Linked DNA regions of Homo sapiens: region 1 is linked to region 2. A link is a contact called in ENCODE Hi-C or POLR2A ChIA-PET data. All regions are on one chromosome and are shown on one strand. Each heading gives the region's core, a stretch centred on a gene start or an enhancer-like site at or near the end of the contact. The rest is flanking DNA. Distances are from core to core; before and after follow the strand shown.

What was found. A loop is a pair of places that touch in the nucleus more often than their neighbours do. ChIA-PET counts read pairs that join two places held with the same protein, here RNA polymerase II (POLR2A). Pooled maps may share reads with other maps.
Region 1: a loop to region 2 is called in a map of gastrocnemius medialis, with 3 times the contacts of the local background. The contact joins two enhancer-like sites. A Hi-C loop is called at or near these places in 1 of 168 maps with a recorded cell type or tissue (gastrocnemius medialis) and 4 of 50 pooled maps. POLR2A ChIA-PET finds 5 or more read pairs at or near these places in 1 of 52 experiments (HEK293).

The regions. Positions count from the first base shown.
Region 1 is chr9:70,606,857-70,609,559 of GRCh38, forward strand. All of the region lies in intron 19 of TRPM3 (transient receptor potential cation channel subfamily M member 3), which reads right to left. LOC107984011 (a long non-coding RNA gene) reads left to right here. Exons shown (of 3, transcript XR_007061572.1): 3 at 202-1,416. Among named protein-coding and RNA genes, the nearest start is that of KLF9, 190 kb to the left of the region's middle. Within about 2 kb of position 1,260, at least 8 of the 41 ENCODE cell types and tissues checked have a DNase peak (open chromatin) inside an H3K27ac peak, as active enhancers do; they include gastrocnemius medialis, where a contact is called at or near this core.
Region 2 is chr9:69,377,950-69,380,649 of GRCh38, forward strand. The region is part of intron 6 of ENTREP1 (endosomal transmembrane epsin interactor 1); the gene reads left to right. Among named protein-coding and RNA genes, the nearest start is that of ENTREP1, 54 kb to the left of the region's middle. Within about 2 kb of position 1,387, at least 7 of the 41 ENCODE cell types and tissues checked have a DNase peak (open chromatin) inside an H3K27ac peak, as active enhancers do; they include gastrocnemius medialis, where a contact is called at or near this core.

The sequences.
Region 1 (2,703 bases), core at 10-2,509, 1.2 Mb after region 2:
CCTGACACAGTTTGCTATGGATCCCTGGTGGGGCTTTGCTCTTCCTCACTTCTTCCTGGGCCTTTTTCTACTACCTCTGGAGAGCAGAGGGGCACATGGTCTTGTAGAGGATAGAGTTGGTCACTACTAGAGAAACTCAGAGCACACACTGTGTCCTCTGACCTGCAGCCACTTCACACCTTGAATTTGAATCCTCTCCAGATGGATACCTGAAATAGGCTCTCAAAACAAGCAGGGTCTAGGAGCCAGTTGGACCCCTGCCTCCTTTCTTCTTGGACCAGAAGAGGACCCAATCTGCTCCTAGAGAAACTTGCTACGATGCAGAAGTGAGGTTATATGGAAATGAAGTGTGTCCTACCTTTCAGAAACTTGGGAGAGTAGGAGAGACCATTTTTGAAAATCTGGTGAGAAATACTCTTACAGAGAAAAACACAGCCCAAAGCACATGGGACCTTCAATCTGAAATTGAATTGTACTGTTAAGCATGTCTGGTGATTCAAAAGACTGGCATACCTTATTTCCAGTCACTTCCTCGAGGCCTGGGCTTTGTCAATATGTGAAGATGAATTTTGGAGAATCATGTAAACACAATTGAACAGATCTGGGGGATCCAGTCTGATGGGTTTGCTGAGGCCAATCCAGTCAGCCACGCAGAAGTGTGCTGGACACACAGGCCCCACCACCCCCCGCCAAAGAGGCAGCCTCCCAACAAGCTGCCAATGACATAAGCAAAGCAGCGTGTCTCAAGTGTCTCCAATCATAAGATTCGCCTGGGAAGCTGGTTAAACTAACACAGCCTCTTAGGCTCCTTCCTGAAGACTGGATTCCATGGGTCTATGATGGGGCTAGAAATTTGCATTTCTAACAAAACTCCCTTGTCATCATGGACGTTTTAGAGATATTGATACTATTATTTCTACTGATTTCTGCTCTCGGGAGTCTGTAAACTTTTTCTGCAAATGGCCAACTGGTTAACTTTTAAGGCTTTGTAGAACCGATAGTCTCTCTCTGTCTCTCACTACTCATCAACTTGATGTGGTAGCACAAAAGCAGTCAGTCAGCCTATTGCTAATGGTAAATGAGATTTAGCCTAAAGCTGCCTCCTTAAGTTCGGCCTGAAGTTTTCTCTGTACATTGTGAACTATAACAAATGAAGGTGTAACAAGACCAATCACCGAGTTTCGGTCAATCAAATGTAGCCAACTGCTCAAACTGTGTTCAAATAAGGCAAACGCTGAGCTGTAACCAATCCAGCTGTTTCTGTACCTCACTTCCGTTTTCTGTATGCCACTTCCCTTTTTCTGTCCATAAATCTTCCACCACGTGGCCCTGCCAGAGTCTCTGAGCCTACTCTGGCTTGGAAGACTGCCCAATTCACGAATCGTTCATTTGCTCAATTAAACTCCTTTAAATTTATTCGGCTCAAGTTTTTCTTTTAACAGAAATCAAGAGTCTGCCTGTGTTCCAATTATTTATGGACACTAAAATTTGAATATGTGTTTCAAGTATTCCTTTTCAAATTTTATTAAAAATGTAAAAACCATTCTCAGTTCGCAGGCCACAATCACAGGCCATGGGTTGAATTTGGCTCAAAAGCTGTAGTTTGCCAAGCCCTGTTCTAAGCTAACAGTTGGGGAATCATAATATAAAAGGAAGGACAGACCTGGGTGTGAAATAGCTGCAAAAATATTATCTCGGGCTGGGCGCAGTGGTTATTGCCTGTAATCCCAGCACTTTGGTAGGCTGAGGCAGGCCCATAGCTTGAGGCCAGCAGTTCAAGACCAGCCTGGCCAACGTGGCAAAACCCCATCTCTACTAAAAATACAAAAATTAATTAGCCAGGTGTGGTGGTGAACACCTGTAATCCCAGCTACTCGGGAGGCTGAGACATGAGACTCACTTGAATCCAGGAGATGGAGGTTGCAGTGAGCCAAGATTGTACCACTGCACTCCAGCCTAGGTGACAGAGTAAGAGTTTGTCTCCTAAATAAATAAATATTATCTTGATAAAATAGTTGTTAGGATTACAAAGAGTACTTAAATAATAGTACCTAGAACATTGCCTCAAACTTAGTAGGTGCTCAATAAAAGAAAGATATTATTTTTGTTGAGTGGATGTATGAACACAACACTGATTATCTATTGCTGGGCAACGTGAATAGCCTAGAAGAAACAATAGTCACAGTTACATTGTACTTATATGTCAAGGAACTGTTCTAAGTGCTTTACATGTTTTAACACATTTAATCTTGATTAAATCCTATAAAATCGGAACTACTATTATTGGCATCTTAAGAAAACTGTGGACAGAAGGGGAAATTAAGTTGTTTGAGGGCACATGGTAAGAGGTGCAGATGGGATTCCCACCCAGGCTGTCTGATTCCAAAGTCCATGCTTGTCACCACTAAGCTGTTTTCTGCAAGGTTAAAAATAATATAGAGCTGTATAAAATATATGAATAGAAACGATTTTTGCATGCCTCAGTTATTTTTGGGGGGAGAGAATTTTTCTCTTTTCCTAACATTGATAAATTTGAATTTTTACCTCACTGAAAACATCTAATATTTACATTTCGATAATATCCTATCTTTTCTCAAGACCACACTTTAAAGTGGTAGTTTCCGAATGGTGGCAATTTTATCCCACAAGGGAACATTTAGCAATGTCTGGAGACATTTTGATTGTCATACTTGGGGGATGAAG
Region 2 (2,700 bases), core at 137-2,636:
CCAGCCTTCTTTAGAAAAATGAAAAACAATTATGCTGTTTTTCAGGGGTTTCTATTCTCTCTGTCTCTCTCTCTCTGTTTTCTGTCTTACTTTCTCTTTTTGTCTGATAAAACAGATGAATCCAAAGAAAAGTTAAACTTTGGCCTGAAGATAGACATTTTCAATTTCAATTAGCTTTCTAAGGGAAACTGACACCCAGGGAGATAACAGCTGTAATTTGACATGATTGAGAGTCGCTGTTGCCTTGGAAACACTCCCAGTTAGGCCAAATCGATGTTTCATTGTAATACCATCAGCAGGTCTCAACAATCAAGAAATTCTTCCTAGCCATTAAAAAGAGATTAATTATTAATTGTCTCTCCCTGGTCTAGAAAAAATAGATACCATACTTATTTTCCTTTTCAAATTTCAAACTTAAAATTTTGACCTTCTTAAATATCAAGGATTTTTATTGGTACAGTGAAATGCCGCATACATCTGTCTGATTGTTAGCAACTTCTAGAATCAAACCTTTTTTTAAAGAATGACTTCATTTAGGCGCGGCGTGGTGGCTCACACCTGTAATCCCAGCACTTTGGGAGGCTGAGGCGGGCAGATCATGAGGTCAGGAGATCAAGACCATCCTGGCTAACCCCCGTCTCTACTAAAAATACAAAAAAATTAGCCGGGCATGGTAGTGGGCACCTGTAGTCCCAGCTACTTGGGAGGCTGAGGCAGGAGAATGGCATGAACCTGGGAGGTGGAGCTTGCAGTGAGCTGAGATCGCACCACTGCACTCCAGCCTGGGTGAGAGCGAGACTTTGTCTCAAAAAAAAAAAAAAGAATGACTTCATTCGTTTATTCATTCAACAAACGTGGAATCCTCTGTGCTGGGTTATTGGAATTCAAAATGAGCTAGACCTGCTTCCTCCTCTACCATTAAGGAGCTCACAGTCTAGGTCATTAAAATGTGTGTTGGAAGGATCACGGTAATATTCAAAAGAGGGACTTTGGGTGCACAGAGAAGGTACACCTAACCCAGAGTGGCAAGGCAGTCAGAGATGGCTTCCTGGATGAAGTGAACTTAAGCTGAGTTTAAAGGATAAGCAAACATCTGTTGAACTTTTTGAAAGAGAATCTCTTAATTCCACAGAAATACTAGTGTCTTTAGCTTCATATTCAGAGGGCCAGAAATTTCTATTTTTTAATCCCTGTAGTACATGTAGAGACTTATCAAACTAACTTGGTGCTGAGCTTGAGGTTTTTAGAGAAGTATTTTCTAATGTCCAGGGTGATGGTATGTGACTTTGAGATAGGTCACCAGTGGGGCTGCCACCCAGACACTGTTAGTGTTCTTTTCAGTGGCTTAGCTGCTGACTCGTCCCTCAGTTATACCTGAACCCTACGTCTATACCCTCCCCAGCTCACTTGCCCAGGCAGGGGCAGAGATGACTGCAAAGCTGGAGGGGATGTCAGCTGGGTGACAGGTGGCCTGGGCTAGGCCTGTGGGACAGCTTGGCCTCTCTGGTGTTCAGGGAGTGGCCTCTACTGGAATTTCAAAGCCTCAGGGGCTGGGATGGCTTCCTTAATCTTTCAGGAAATGAGCCAAGAATGACAGAGGCTGAAGAGATATGGCAGCAAAACACATGTTCTTTCTGTACCTGAGGACACATTTGCAAAAATCTTAGCGCCGTCTCAGGCTGTCTGTAGAGGGTACATTGGAGGACAGTAAAAAATGACTGATATTTCATGGTGGGGATGAGAAATACCCTCTCCAATAAGAAGAATTCTTTGACACTGAGGTTGCGGATGAGCACTCTGTTGACCTAGGAGGAGGCAGCAGACAGATTTAGTTTCTGCAGTGGCAGAAAGGGAAAGTGACTCATGTGGGTTTAGGAGCCGAGCCATCCAGCAGTGTGCTCTGAGCACTCCCGACCTTCCTGTCTCCTCGCTTTCCTTTCTCTTCTCTGCTTCACCATAATAATGCTCATCACTGCAGATATTTCCACTCTTTAAGATCTAGGTGCATCCTCGGATTTGTCTCTCTGAGTCCTGAGACAGCCTCTGGCCAAATCCAGGTTGGAAGAAAACAGACAAGCTTCTCATCAAGGGCTTTATCCTTCAAAACTTTCTAGAAAGAAGGCCGAAGGAGGGAGTTAAAGCAAAACAGTCTTGTGAGAAAGAAGACATTGCCCAGTCTAAAATACGTGCCTAGAGCCCTATAATCATATTGCCAATGGGCAAACACCTTTATTTTTGGAAATTTTACCAATATCAGAGTGCAGTCCACTTTCCTTTTCAAAAGGGCTGAATTTATTCACATTTAGATACATGTCCTATCAAAAATATTTCACAATGTGACCAACTTTTCTAGATTCACGGTATAAATCAACTTTATAGACACTCATGGTTTAACCTCAGTTGGTAATTTTCTTTCTTTTAAGCAGGCAGGCAAGAATATTCATGATTGTTACTATTTTATGACCAGTTTTATCCAGAGTTTTCACACAACAGAGGCTCCCCATTTCCTGTAAGGTATTATGACCTCTCAGAAGAGGTTTGTTTAACTTCTATAAATACAACCACTTCATGCGTTGGCATCTCCTTGAGAAAAGGCTTCTCGAGTTACTGTCATAAACAGAAGTCTGATTGCAGTTGAGGTTTCTGTCCAAAGATGGGTTCGCTACTTTGTGAATTGATTTGTAATACAGGAGGGGGCCG